2 separate regions of the Homo sapiens genome follow, and region 2 is linked to region 1. Evidence: chromatin contacts called from ENCODE Hi-C data. All regions are on one chromosome and are shown on one strand. Each heading gives the region's core, a stretch centred on a gene start or an enhancer-like site at or near the end of the contact. The rest is flanking DNA. Distances are from core to core; before and after follow the strand shown.

Evidence for each region. A loop is a pair of places that touch in the nucleus more often than their neighbours do. Pooled maps may share reads with other maps.
Region 2: a map of CD4-positive, alpha-beta memory T cell shows a loop between it and region 1 (12-fold over the local background). The contact joins the promoter of NECTIN3 here to the promoter of ALCAM in region 1. A Hi-C loop is called at or near these places in 3 of 168 maps with a recorded cell type or tissue (CD4-positive, alpha-beta memory T cell and naive thymus-derived CD4-positive, alpha-beta T cell) and 9 of 50 pooled maps.

Annotation. Positions count from the first base shown.
Region 1 is chr3:105,361,730-105,369,174 of GRCh38, reverse strand. ALCAM (activated leukocyte cell adhesion molecule) reads right to left here and starts at 2,266. Exons shown (of 16, transcript NM_001627.4): 1 at 1,694-2,266. The coding sequence starts at 1,766. RefSeq lists enhancers at 1-245, 582-741 and silencers at 1,772-1,891, 2,222-2,321.
Region 2 is chr3:111,068,665-111,075,233 of GRCh38, reverse strand. It overlaps NECTIN3 (nectin cell adhesion molecule 3), which reads right to left and starts at 3,418. Exons shown (of 6, transcript NM_015480.3): 1 at 3,057-3,418. The coding sequence starts at 3,216. It overlaps LOC151760 (putative uncharacterized protein LOC151760), which reads left to right and starts at 3,468. Exons shown (of 4, transcript XR_007096272.1): 1 at 3,468-3,742; 2 at 5,763-5,970. It overlaps NECTIN3-AS1 (NECTIN3 antisense RNA 1), which reads left to right and starts at 5,275. Exons shown (of 4, transcript NR_045114.1): 1 at 5,275-5,444; 2 at 5,763-5,970. RefSeq lists a silencer at 3,591-3,690.

The sequences.
Region 1 (7,445 bases), core at 1,017-3,516:
ATTCTCCAAGTCTCGAGGGGGTTAATCGGAAAACCAACTGTGGGCGTGTGGACGTTTGCATGTTACAAACCGACATCACCCTTGTCCTCCCTTCTTGGCTCATTCCCTGGCTCCAAAGTGTCCTTTCCTCCATCGGACAGTGGAATCTCGAAAAAGTGAAATCCACACTGTGCCAGGCCCAAGGGGGTCTCGCCTTTCCACCTACCTCCCCAGCGTTGTTACACTAGGACACCTGCTTTAAATCCGGTTGAACTATGGTTTCACAGTCCCCGCCCCAGAGCCCGAGATTTGTCAGAGAACGCAGACGCCTTTTTTTTCCCTCAGCCTCAGAAACATCAGGTGAGCTCATTACCTCACCCAGAAATGTAACTTTAATAAAGAGATCTGGAGAGGGCACTCCTCCCGCCCACACACACAGCAACGGCAGCAGCAGCAGCAGCTCGCAAACACTTGTAATCTCTTCCTCAGGCTCTGGCCCCCAAACCCCTCTCCCCGCCAGTTCCTGGGAGAGATTCAGAGGCTTTCAAACCTCTTCTGTGACCTGAGCTTGCCGACAGCTGAAGGGATGTGCACGGATAAAAGGAAGTGAGATTTTTCTTTGATAAAAGCTAAAGAAAAAGCTAAGAACAAACAGGCCAAAATACCAGGAAGTAGGAGTTTAACTGGCAACTGTCTACGCAGGGATAGAAAAAAAAAACTTCAAAGAAAAAAAAATCCCCTAAATTTTCAGTTTAGGGGAGCAAAGGAACCTGCTGCTCTGTCAGGCAACTGTGAGCGCACGGAATACCCTGTTAGAACAACTTGTGTCAGCCGCCAGGCGGGCCTGAGGATACCAGGGCCAGGGGACGTCCCCGAGGGTGTGGAAAGGGATTTCCCGAGAGATATTTTAGTTGTTGGGAATTTTGCCTTTTCTCTCTCTCTCTCTCTCTCTCTCTCTCTCTCTCTCTCTCTTCCAAGACTCAGTACAGAACTGAGAACTGAGGCTCTATGAGCAGGTCCTGGAAATTCACAAACCTCTCACTGAGGTGTCTCCCAGGCCTACCTACTAATTCCTGTTCTGGCTGTGTTATCTGCCTGCGGTCACCCTTTCACTCACCACCCGCCCAGACAATGGACGGGGACCGCAGGGGGTAACGTTGAAACCACGATTTTAAGCTTTAGCAGGTTTCGCAAGGGGGGCGGGGGGAGGTGATTAAAGTCCTCTCCTTCTCTACCCCTCCCATCCCTTCCTCGGCTCACCAAGGGGAAGTTACTAGGGGATTTATCACGAAAAAGTGCCGGCAGTTATTTCATCCGAGAACTAAGCGAAAGAAAAACTGCTCGGGGCGCAGTGACGTGGACTTGGATACCCAGAGACAGGAGGAACTGTCAGAGGGCAAGAGTCCGCCGCCTAGCTGGGAGCCGCAGGGACAAGGGGAGAGCGTCAGGCGAATCCTGCCCACCCCGGAGCACCAAGTTCCTGGAGATTCACCCAGTTTCCCCAGCTTGATGCCCAAACTTGAGCTAACCAGCCAAGCCCAAACGTGCGGCACAGGTGACCGAGCCCGGGGACAGCTCTGTGCCAGGACAGCGGTCCCCTTACCTCCACCACGCGCCTGGGCGCACTGCCTCGGGGGTGCGAGGCTGGGACGGGGACCTAGGAAACTGCTCCAGGCCCACGTCTGTCTGGGGCTGCTCCCAGGCCCTTGCTCACCTGGCCTGAAGACGGTGGCGGAGATCAAGAGGCAGAAGAGCAGACGGCAGGAACTGGCCCCCTTGGATTCCATATTCCTCCTCCTTCTTGGTGGGCCACTGACGGAGTCCACGCCGCAGGAGGGGGCGTCGTCCCGGGCCCCGCGGTGCCCGCGCGCTGGCGGGTCCCGACGCAGGGGCAGCGTCTTCTCCCAGACACACCGTCCCCTGGGCTGTGGCGCTGCACCTTCGGTTCTCTGCCGCACGCAACTTTCCACCACGCAATGCCCCCAACTCCTCCTCCCTCCCGGTCAACACCAGCCCACGGGCCCTTCGGCTGCTCCTCCGGGGACAACGACCCTCTGTTTCCAGGAGACACTTGAGTAATTCGGAAAGGTGTAAGCGGTTCTTTTCGCTGGTATCTTCTTTTATTTTCCTTGTATTGGAATGATAATAATAATGGCAGTGGCAATGTGCATGAAACGCCAGGTGCTAAGAAGGACTCGCAGGAGGCGGCGACGGGGGGGCGGCGGGTCTCCTCAGGTGGCAGCGGTGGTAGCAGCGGCAGCGGCGGCAGCGGTCTCCGGGCTGCTCTGAGTAGAGGGACTGGAAGGCGTGTGTAAGCTGCCTCTTTCCTCCTCTCCCCGCCTCCTCCCTCCCTCCCGTCTCCTCCCCACTTCCCCGGACGCAGCGCAAAGCAGGTGGTTGAAGCGCGGATCCGCAGCCTAGAGGCGCTGCAGGACTGAGTCCGAGCCCTGAGCCCAGCTCCGGGATCAGGGAGAACCGCGTGCCCCGGTCCTGGAGCCCGGATGAGCGGTGCTTCACCGCGGCTCCGCCCCCAGGGCCAGGTCCGCCAATAAGAAGCAAGCACAGGAGCCGCGCGCGCCAGGGAGAGCCCTGGGACTAACACTTTCTGTGATGTTGCAGCGCCCCAGTGATAAGGCCTCTGGCTTCCAACTGCCCACCCACCCTCGCTGAGGTTTAAAAATCGACTGCCCTCTCCCTCCACCCATACGCCCATCCCACTGACTCATTCCTCAGAGATTTTTCTCCGCCGTGCTGCTGCAGCCTTCTGTCCTGTAAAGAGAATAGTGGGGCAGGGCGGTGGCGGTGGGGAGCGAACCTTGGGTCCAAGAGCGGGAGTGAAGGGAAAAGGAAAGGAAAGGGCAGGAGGAAGTGGCAAAGGTGGAAACTTGCTTCTTGGGAGTTAACAGGAATAGCTACTTGTTGGCAGGGGCAACCCCTGTACTGGACTGATTCCTCCTGTACTTTTCGAATCTCTCTCCTCCCCCTGCTCACCCCCACCACTCCCCTCACACCCGGCTGGCATAGACTTGGTTTTAAAGGAAGACTACGTGAGTCGACTGCCCGGTACCAACAGAAGATATTTGCTTTTCCCGGGGGAAATTAAATCCGGAATTTCTAAACCGTACTTCGTCATACGGATTTTCCCAATGTCTACAAAAGCCCTCTAGAGAGCGTGTCACTTTTTTACTTTGAGTTAAGCGGTGATTTTAAGTTATAGACAGAAAATCCTCAAATTATTTCAGATTAAAAGCCAAGTCCGTCTTGGTCCGTTCCCGAAAGCCAGGCACTCCAGCAGATGGACAGGCTTCTTAGGCAATTTCTAAAGATTGAACCACCTCCCAGGAGGAACATCGGGAAGCTGTGTTGCTTTCAAATCAGGCAGAGAGCATGAAGGAAGATTTTCCTCTAGAACACCGGGGTGGAGCTGTCGGAGCCCTAAGTGGCTCTAAATCAGGGATGCAGGATCACAACTCTCATCACCAAAGAATAATAAAATCTTGGTCCCTGAAGCACTTCGCTGGGGCATTAAATAGCCTTTCGTGCATCACAGGGTCACCCTTTTGTGAGACTGGTCTCCAGCAGAGGATGCCAACTAGTAATCGTTACATACTGCACTTTCATCAGAAAACTGCGAGTTACCAGCGAGATTGGAGACTCGCAACACACAGACACACACACACACACACACACTCACACACTGATTTTTAAAATTGTTTATCTTTTAGTGCTCTAAACTATTAAGCCCTATCTTCAGCTGTGATTTTTCTCAAAAGCCTGCTTGTCCTGTTCTTCCAGTTCTCCTTACATTAACAATATTCTAGAGTAGAGCTTTTATACCATATTTTTTTCCTCTCAAAATAAGTAGTTTCTCCCACTTGGTTTAAACATTAACATTTCATTTGCATCTTATGAATCAACAGGAAGGCTATCGCTAGGAGGCAAATGCCTTTTAACTCTATATTCCTTGAGCTAAGCTTGGCTGAAATGCTAGCATTTCCATGGACTCCTGTAGAATTGCTTTAGGGAATTGTTTTCTTTTTCACTGTGGTTGTAAGTGGGGTGTATTAGAATAAATCGACCTGACAATATATTTAACCTAGGTCCGCGAACGCTCTATCTGATCTCCTCTATTTTACGATGGGAGTTAATACAGCATAATTGCTTAAAGGTAGATTTGCAAAAGGAAGACTGATTTGGGCTCTGACACTAACTGTATGATCTTGGTCAACTCACTTAACCTCTTTAAGCTTCAGTCTCCTTTCTTGTAAAAAGTGATAATAGTGCTAGCCTCATGGGATTGCTGTGAAGATCAAATGAGATCAAACACACAAACACACACGTGGAATTCTGGGAGCAACTGACTATACAAATATGTACATATTATACTTATACACAAACACATGCATATATATATGGGCATATGTATAATATATATTTGAATGTGTAGTCCACTGCTTCCAGAATTGTTTTTAGAAAGGAATGTGTCCTAGTTTAGGAAAATGCCTTGATAAGCCACTTGGACTAGTAACTCCAAAGGCTATTGGTCATTAAAAAAAAATGGTGAAACGGCTCTATATTAAACAAAATAATAACCATGAAAATAGAAATTTGGCCTGGGAGTGGGGACGAAGGCAACAATACAAAGCATGAGTTTAGAAATGTTCAAAGGTCTTTAGATCTATTAATTAGCAACACTTACATGTTAGAATATTCTAAGCAATTTATATGAATTAATAGATGTATTCCCCTCATAAAAATTTATTGAAGGAGTTGCTATTTTCATCCTCATTTTACTCATGAAGAAACTGAAACCCAGAGACTCGAAGCAACTTTTCCAAGGTCACACAATGATTCATAGCAATGGTAAAGCCAGGGTTCTACCCAGGCATTCTGATTCTTGAACTGAATTCCTATCTACTTTGCTCATCACTATCCACTTTGCTTATCAAGAATGCGTAGCAATAAATGTATGGTTTTTTTGGTGGGGCGATTGATTTAAACATAAGTTCTCTCATCCTTTCACACACATTTTCATTAAGGAAATTTATTAATAAAGCAGCGCACCCTATCTGCGTAGGCCAGATACAGTGCATATGAGATGACAAGACCACTTCTAAACTGAAATAATGTAGCATAAGCAAGAGCTCAGAGTTAGAAATAAACATAAAAATGTAAGCTCCACAAAGTAATGTAATCGAATTAATCTTTCAAAATCTAGTCAATGTGGGATTGGATCCATCTTACCTAATTCTTGAGAGGAAGAGTGTTTCCAGCTACATGTAGATCACAGTCACTTTTGTTACAATTGAGAATACATAGTATTCCAATAATATTTATTGTATAGTTTAGTCATGCATCAGAGAATCATAAGGGTACATCTTGCTGAAAGGGAAAAATGAATAACATTTATCCAGGGGGAAAAAATTTCACGTTACCTGGGACATGAGAAGAGCTTTGTATTTTAAGTATAAAGGAATTCATCATCAATCAGGATGATATGCTCAAAAGCAGTGACATGGTACCGGAGGCAAGTTTCCTACTTACGGTCTGTTGAGATAAGGACTCAGGATTCCCAAGGCTCAGGCCAGGACCCCTTCCCTGTACTAAAATATTAATCCCATCAGTATGTGACAACATAGCCGAGTCAATTGTGTGTGCCTTTGAAGAATGGAAGTAGTTTTTCTCCCCTGATTAGCACCGCCAAAATTTCCACTGGAGATGAAATTTCAACAAAGATAGTTTTGGAAGCTGAGAACATTTGTTCCTACCACTGTATACCATTGTGTTTTGTTTGCCTTCCTACTCCTTGAACAAAATTGTATGCAGTTCCAGAGCATGCAACAAATCTGATTCACTCTTCTCTCCTTCAAGCGTCACCTACGGTGAATGCATGTTCAGCCATACTTAAAAATAGATTGGACACTTGATAAATTTTTGTGAATGGATGATAAGTGGTGAGAAAAATACCTAATGGAATATAAGCCTTCAAACCATCTTACAAGGGTTCATGATATGAGAAGATGAAAGGGGTTTCCATTGGGTCTTCAATGATTGGTCTAGGCAGACTAAGGTTTAGGAAAGGCAAAAAGAATGAGTCAAGTCCTAGTCAACAAGGTGATAACTATGAAGTATAAAGTGAGGAAACAATCTACAGAAGAAAGGCTGTACTAAAATTATATGCCATCAATTAGAATAAAACAAAGTGGCCCATGCTGAGCACAGAAACCTGATTAGTAAAGGTTCTAGGTGATCAAGCTAGGGCTTAGGCTAATATACTGATGACAAAGATTGAAATAAGGGCCTAAGTGGGATTTATATTAAGTCTAGGAAGAAACACAATCTTAAAGAGGCACAGAGATTACATCTGTATAATATAAAATTCTGTTTTATTCTAGACTCCAAGTTGTTTTTAAGTAAATGATTTCCAAAGTTATTGTATTAAATACACATGGAGGACCTCTGGGTATATCTCTTCCCAAGTCCATTGAATTTTATTGTTTAATTTCAGTTGTTAACAGTATCATCTGTCAATGAATTAATACAATTCTGCAACTCACCTTTTCAATAATGCCAGCTAATAAAGACATATCACTGAAGCTCAGGAGAGTAAAAACTTTCAAAGTCTATGATAAACATTATGTTCTTATTTCACAGAATGTTCAGTCTGGGTACAAAAAGAAATACATAGCTATTTCAGTTGAACTAGAAATCCACTTAGTCATTTTCCTTCCTGTCTCAGACATGAGGAATGAAGAAAGAATTTAGCTACGCTATTTGACTATGAAACTTACACTATATTAAATGAATTTCAAAAACTCTCAGTGTATTAAAAACTCATAATTTGTGGGTGATTTCAGTAAGTGTATAAATTTACATACAAAAAGTGTAAGAGTCTGGGTTTACCCCTTAACTTGAGGATTTCTCTTCAAAGTTTTCCCACTTTCAACTGAAATAAGCAGGTCTTTTAGTTTTGAGTAAGTAGAAAATGACTCAAGGTATGGCTATTTAAGTGTTTGATGCCTTTAAAGAAATTCCAACTTGAATTATATATTTTCAAGAAGTTTCCCAGAGTTATCTCTAATTTCTTTGATATATATTTATTACCCATTATGATCTGCAATAGTTCTATTCAGGAATATGAGGTGAATATATAATGACTGTAAAAATATGAAAATAATATATATTTGATTTTCTAAAGCAAAAAAGTCACTTTGGATCTAATGGATTTCTAGAAAGTCTAATTAATTAATTAATTACTAGGCCCCAATTTTCCATACTATTTTCCTCTTAAGTAAGATAGTTAAGTTCACAGGAAAGTATTAACAAACGATGGTTGGACAAATGTATGTTTTTGCTCCCTAAGGAGCAAAAACTCTATTATTGATTAACAAAAAAAGAAGTATTAATAACATGGAGTCAAGGATCACTGATCATATATTATAAGAAAGAACTTTAGAATTTTAATG
Region 2 (6,569 bases), core at 2,169-4,668, 5.7 Mb before region 1:
TAGGTGTCCCATTTCCGGGCAAATCAAAATACCTCACAAACACCAAACTGTTCTACAATCATGTTTCCTTTAGGTCGAACCCAAAGTTACAAGCATCTTGAAGCCAGGACTCTGTCTTATGCGTGTGTTATGTCCCCAAGTGCCTATCAAGTAGTCAAAGTGCTTTTAAAAGTTCCATATCATATCAGATCTTCTTTTCTGTGCTCTTTTAAACATTCATCTTAAGATGAAGCCTTGCTGAAAATGGAAAGAGGCATAGAATCTCAGAGCCAAATGGGACCTTACAAAGGTCAGTCTATCTTGTTATTCATCATTACCATACCCATGATAATATTCTCTATGTCCCCTGAAAAAAAAACGGTGGGAAGTAAAAGTGAGATAAATCTAATCATCTATGAATTGATTATTGCCATCATAAAGAAACTTCGAATTTCATAATTAAATGACGTTTATCAAGTCAGATGATGACGTAAGCCCAGTCCCCTTGACACTTATACCTAGGAATCTCTTAGGCTTAAAAACAAAAAAAAAATCTGGCAATTTGACAACCTGTAAAACTCTCATTTTAAAAGTTCAGTTCTCCAAATAAGATAATGCACACCCCCAAAACAAACGGCCAGCAAGTCTGATATAAACATTTTTATAGCCTTCAGAATATCAGGTCCACCAGTTTTGATGGATATTTTTAACAGTTAAATTAACACGATAAAGTTAAGGCCACGCTATATATCAAACATATCAAAATATCAAAAATAGCAGCAAAAGGAAAAATCTATATGTCATAAAACAAGTAAAGCATTCTCATCAACAAATCATCAGCTACAGTCATATTTTTAAAGCTTAAAAATCTTTTCAACTCTAAAACTGGCTCCACGCAAATATTAATTACATGCCAAACCTTGTAAGCAGTACTATGAACATCATTATAACTCTATTAACTAAAACAGTAGTTAAATCAACAACTTGTTAGACTAACAGCTTACTTGAAGAAAATTTTGCTTCCATACCACTAAGCTTCCATAAGTCACAACATCTGTGCCCTATTCAAAGACTTAATTCCAAAATAAAGGTTGATGGAAAAAACTCGTCATAAAGGTTCACAAATTAGGGTGTTATAACACTATAAGCCAAAAAAGGAAGCTGTTTAAATGAGTAGCACACAGGAATACAAAACCAGTGTCTACCTCTACAACAAGAAGAGTTGACTCTAAACACTACACCTGCTCTAAAACACAGTCCATTTGCCTACACTGCTTAAGTTTTTAAGCTCTGAATTAAAAATCAAGTCCTTCCAATGCTACATTGAGATTTTTTAAAACTGTTTTCTTCTTCCATGTGAAAACCAATGTGTTCCTTCAAAAAGTAATCAACAATTCATTTTCACAACCACTAAGAAATTATCATGTAAATAATTCCTGCATCAGCTATGCATATTACCTGGCTTCAGTCTTCCACAGAGCTTTGCCTAACTAGATCTGCCTCTGTGGAGGTATAAATATTCTCTCAGTCCTTAACATAAACGAAGTCAGGATAGTAAACTGGTAAGGTCCCCTCCAACTGTCCTCTCACTCAACTGTAAGCAACATCCCCAATTCTCCTTCATGGAATAGAACAGCACACAAATTCAATCTAGACTCTGGCATCAATTTAAAAAGGTATAGCATTAAGAACTTTGTCTTGGAACCAAGTATCTGCGGAGTCGGCATACAGAAACAGCGTACAATTAATAACATTCCATTTACCATACTATACTCTGTGTAAATCAGATTTCATTACAGTGCTGGAAACGTGGTGGTAAACTGTCAGTGGAAATTCTCAGCCCAGAAGAGACACTCAATCCCATCATGCAAACTTTGCTTCCCTCATAACCAACTACCCTGACTCACCTACCATGTAACAGGATTCTCCTCCTTCTAAATCACACTATTCAAGAAATGTGCACACATCTCTCCTTTTAATAAATACTAGTAAAACTTCAGTTTACGGTTTTATGAAATACTGAAAACCAATCTTTGACCAAGCTTAAGTTCTGCCCCTCTACTTTTCTTACCAAGAGCCCTCAAATAAATAACTACTCGCAGTGTTCTGATACTCCTCCTCCCACCAAAGACTGGTGTCCTTATTTTCCCAAATCGCTGCCTCCCATTAATTACCACTTAAGTCCATTTCTCTTGCATGAGGCAGACTTTTTTTTTTTTTTTTTTTTTAGCACAGTCCTTAATAAGCAGGCTTCTAGTCTGGCATACCTGGGAAGAAAACTCAGAGACTAACTCCCAAATATGACAGGAAAACAGTAACATAACACGAGGGTCAAGAGATGGGAAACAGGCGCGTGACTGTTTTGGTTAGAACAGCCGGGGCACACAGTCCATGAAATCAGGTATTTAACACGTAAATCTTGTTCCTGCGGTTTGGTAAAATAAGCACGGGCAGTGTGAGAGACGTCCCACAAGCTGGAGGGCAGGGACGAGGGTCAATCTAGAGAGCTCCAGAAGCTGTCAGGGCAGAGCCGGGGGAGTGGGCACAAGACAGAAGAAAACTAGCTGTAGGGGATTCTGCGGCTGGGTGGGCTAAAATGGTGCCTTCTCCAGGGTGGAAGGCCATGAGAAGTGGACCCGGAGGCTTCATTCCATCGGGCTCCGGTCCCTAGGGTTTCTGGGCTCACAGCTCAAGTTTCACCGGGAAAAAAAGCGGCAAACGTGCATCCCGGCACCTTAACCTACGAGGGTTCCCAGAGAATGAGCGAGGAAGTAACGGTCCCCGGAGCAAACCCGGAGTTCGGCGCACGAAGCACCATCGCCAACCCTCGGCCATCCGCACGGCGACCCGCGCGGCCGCGGGGGAGGGCAGCGGGCCGCCGGCTCAGCATTCGCTGGCCTGGCCCTTCCAGGGCCTCGCCCCGGGCGCGGCGAAAAGTTTCCAGCCAAAGTCCTCGGCACTCGCTCGCACAACCAACCGCCTCGCTGCTCCAGAGAACGGCTGGCAGAGCCGGCCGCGGCGCCCGCACCCTCAGTGGCGGCTCCCTCAGCCCACGCCGGCCGCCGAGGTTCACCTACCACAGAGCCTGGAGAAGAGCAGCAGCGGGAAGAGCAGCAGCAGCAGCGGAGGTGGCGTCGGGGGCTGCAGCAGGAGCCCGGCTCCGAGGAGAGAAGCGGAGGAAAGTTGTGCTTTGCCGCCTCCAGGACACAGCGGGGACGGCCGCAGGGTCCGCGCCATCCCCCACCCTCCCCCCGGCCCGCTCGCCCGCCCGCCCCCCGGCTCCCCCGGCCCCGGCGCCTCAGGCTCTGGGCGGAGGCTGTGGAAGGTCCGGCGCGCGCGTCCCCAGCTCCCAGCTCTAGCGCCGTCGCTGCCGGCTGACACTTGGCCGAACGCTGGCGGCTGCCTCGACACCGCCGTCGCCGACGCCACTGCCGAGGCTGAAGCGGGAGCCGCCCGCCGCCGCCGCCACTCCCCTCCCCTCGGCACCCGCCCGCGTCGAACTCCTGGGAACTCGGAACGCACCACCCCGCCCCACGCAAGAGGGGGAAAAGAAACCGACTCTCAGAGCGGGCGCCCGACTCGCCCGCCCTCCCCGCGCAACTCCACCTCCCGTCTGATCCCCGGGCGCAAGCCCTGTCTCCTCCCACCCCGCCCTCCTACACATGCTCCTCCCCTTTCAAAAAAAAATATTCTTTTCATCCACTTTGATAACGGGGTTTCTCCCACAGCAGAGATTTAAAAGGGACAGGAAAATCTGGAATAGGTTAGTCGGCCCCGCCCCTCGTTCCTGCCTGGTTTCCCCCCTTCCCTGCCTTTCCAATGGTCTCGCCCACTCCACCCCTCGCGGGTCCACGGGGGCCCCGGCGCCGACTGAGGCGAGGGCTGCGGGACAATCACGCTCGGCCTTCTCCTCTCCCGGGCGGCGCTCTCCCTGTGGCGGGGACCTGGGACGAGGGGGTGGGGTGGGGAGGGGAAGGCAGGAGGGGGCTGCCCTTCCGTTGCCCATGCTAAAGGTTCCTGTGTAGGAAGCTGGACGCAGCCTGCTGGACTAGTAATCTTCCTCCTCGCTGGGGCGCGGGGCACTGAAGGGAGGGAGAGACTTTCTCCTCCTTCCTGTTCCCCGGGACAGCTGTGCTCTCCGAATCCTTCCCTTCTTCCCAGCCCACTTATTCCCCGCTCGCCAAGGCACGTTTGCACAGGCATTTTTCCTGCTCTTTTTTCTGGGAGGGCAGCTTGGTAGAATGGTCGGCGGAGCTGGGCGAGGAGAGGGGTCTTCAGAAGGTTTGCTTTCTTGCTCTTGCTTCTCACTGGCCGCTGGGCTGTCCACTTTCCGCGCCGGGCGACTGGCAACAGGAGGCCATGGATTTCCCCCAACGAGTGCGTTGGTGTTTTTCTTTGGTTTTGTTTCCTTTGCATGTTCGTATGTGTAGTTTTATTTTCTTGCCTGTTTTCGTTTGATGGCAGAGAGGCGACCTCGGGAAGTATTAAACATTTGCCCGTATAAGAAGAGCGTCTGTGGTCCACCATGACCCTCGCTCATCCCAGGTGGCTCTCCGCCCTGCCCTCTCCATCCTCCCGCCTCGCACAGTACCGGCAGCTTGACCTTGGAGCCACTGCCACATTGGTTCCGCGGGGGGAGTAGGAGGGTGGACAATTTGGACTGTCCAGCGTAGGGGGTGAATTGAAGGCAGAGGACACCAGTCCTCAGGCCTGACACTATTAATTTTATGTAGGTCCTGTCATCTCCACGAGATAGCCATAAATGTGTTCCAGTAACAGGAAAGCTGAACAAGGATCAGCCGCCCAGAAGTTAGCCTGTCGCAGCTAAACTAATGCATGCTTGCGGCCAAGACCACGCTGTCCTCGGCTTTCAGTCAATAGGGTCTTCCCACCTTCCGCCCGCTGGATTACAAGGCTTTACTAACCTCCAAGGCTACAAGCCATTCTACACCCTGCCCACCTCTTTTTTCTTTCTTAACTTCTGCCTCCCTTCCAGTCTCCCAGCGCTCGGTCTAGTGCCTTTTTCCCTCCAGCCCTTTCCTCTTCCCTCCCTCCCTGTGCCTGTCTGCCTCTGTCGTCCCCTGTAAGCTTGTCTCCTGCAGCCAAGGCTTTCTATCACCTATTCTCAAGATGCACTTATGAATAAACCTTGTCCTGCATCGCTCCGGGAGATCCCCTGATGATGATCATAATTGACAAAATGTAGCTATTGTGACATTCCTCAGCTGTGCTGACACCACCGTTTCCCTTGAGAAAATTTCTTTTTCTATATTCGCATTCCCTAAACCTAATTTCACTGCTAAATTTAGACAGCTCACTGCGCAGCCACTAGCTAATTATCTGTTTAGATAGCACTTTAACACGTTGTTGAGACTCAGTTAAATGTTAAACAACCAAAATTTTAATATCACTAGCCAATTTCATTCTTCCAGGTTTTCCCTGATGGCTCCACATCTCCAAGAAAAGTAATTTAGCCAACATTTCAAAAAATACCAAAGGCTTAACTTGGGTAGGGGCCATCGGGCAATTGCTACAGAGACCATAAGGAATTAGCAGGTTAAGTTCGTCTCAAAAAGATGACATGGAGCTTTAACAAATATATTTCCTCCATACTTACAGAAATTGAATAGTGGTCTGCTATGATATTCTCTGACCTAAAGTGAAGAGAGAGCATGGAAGAGCATTATTTATAGATGTTATATAAGCATTAAAAGAGCACCATGCTGGTGTTTTATGTGCATATATGTATTATATTCTAATAATAATAATTTGTGTTTATACAGCATCTTCAACTAAAGATGTCAAAGCACAAGCTCACTTCCCACGGAAGGTAGCAATTACTATTATCTACTTGACAGCTACAAGAACCTAGGCACAGAGGTTAAGTGCTCTGCAAATACTACCAGCCAGTGGTGGTTTTCCTGCCAGAACCAAGTTCTTGCCTTCCAGTGGACACCATTGATCTCTCAAGATGATTCTTTAAGTTAAAAAGTAAGATAACTCAAATTTCTACTTTCTATAATAAAAGTGCCCAATCTTAAATTACATTCTCCTCAGATGAGTGAATTTTAGACATACTCACCCCAAGCTTTCCTGTTGGAAATTTTTACTGGCCACAGAAAAAGATTTTACATTACATATACAACTCATGTTTTTCAAGGGCAGAAATACTATTAATTTTTTTAAAACCTTTAGCATGAGAGTATTAGTGCGTTCTATGCCATTTTTAGTCTTCTAACTTTATACATAAGTTCACATTTATTGTTTGAATAACAAACTGTTTAAGGAATACTTAATTATAGCTAACTTATTAATATTTCTGACACCATTGAATAACAAAGTATACATGCATTTTTTCAGAAAAAAATTATCTGAACAGAAAGCAATGTAATCCTAATGCCAACAATAGTTTCATTGTTTTGGGTTAAGAGTACTGATGGTGTCCATCCTACTTTCGGCTCAAAGATTGTTTGCCAATTATCAAGGTTCATTAACTCTTAACTAAAAAACAAAGGTTGACATCTTAACAAAGAAGTAATTATGTACAGTGCTGGGCATTTTACATTTACTCAAATAATCCAAGTGAAAAG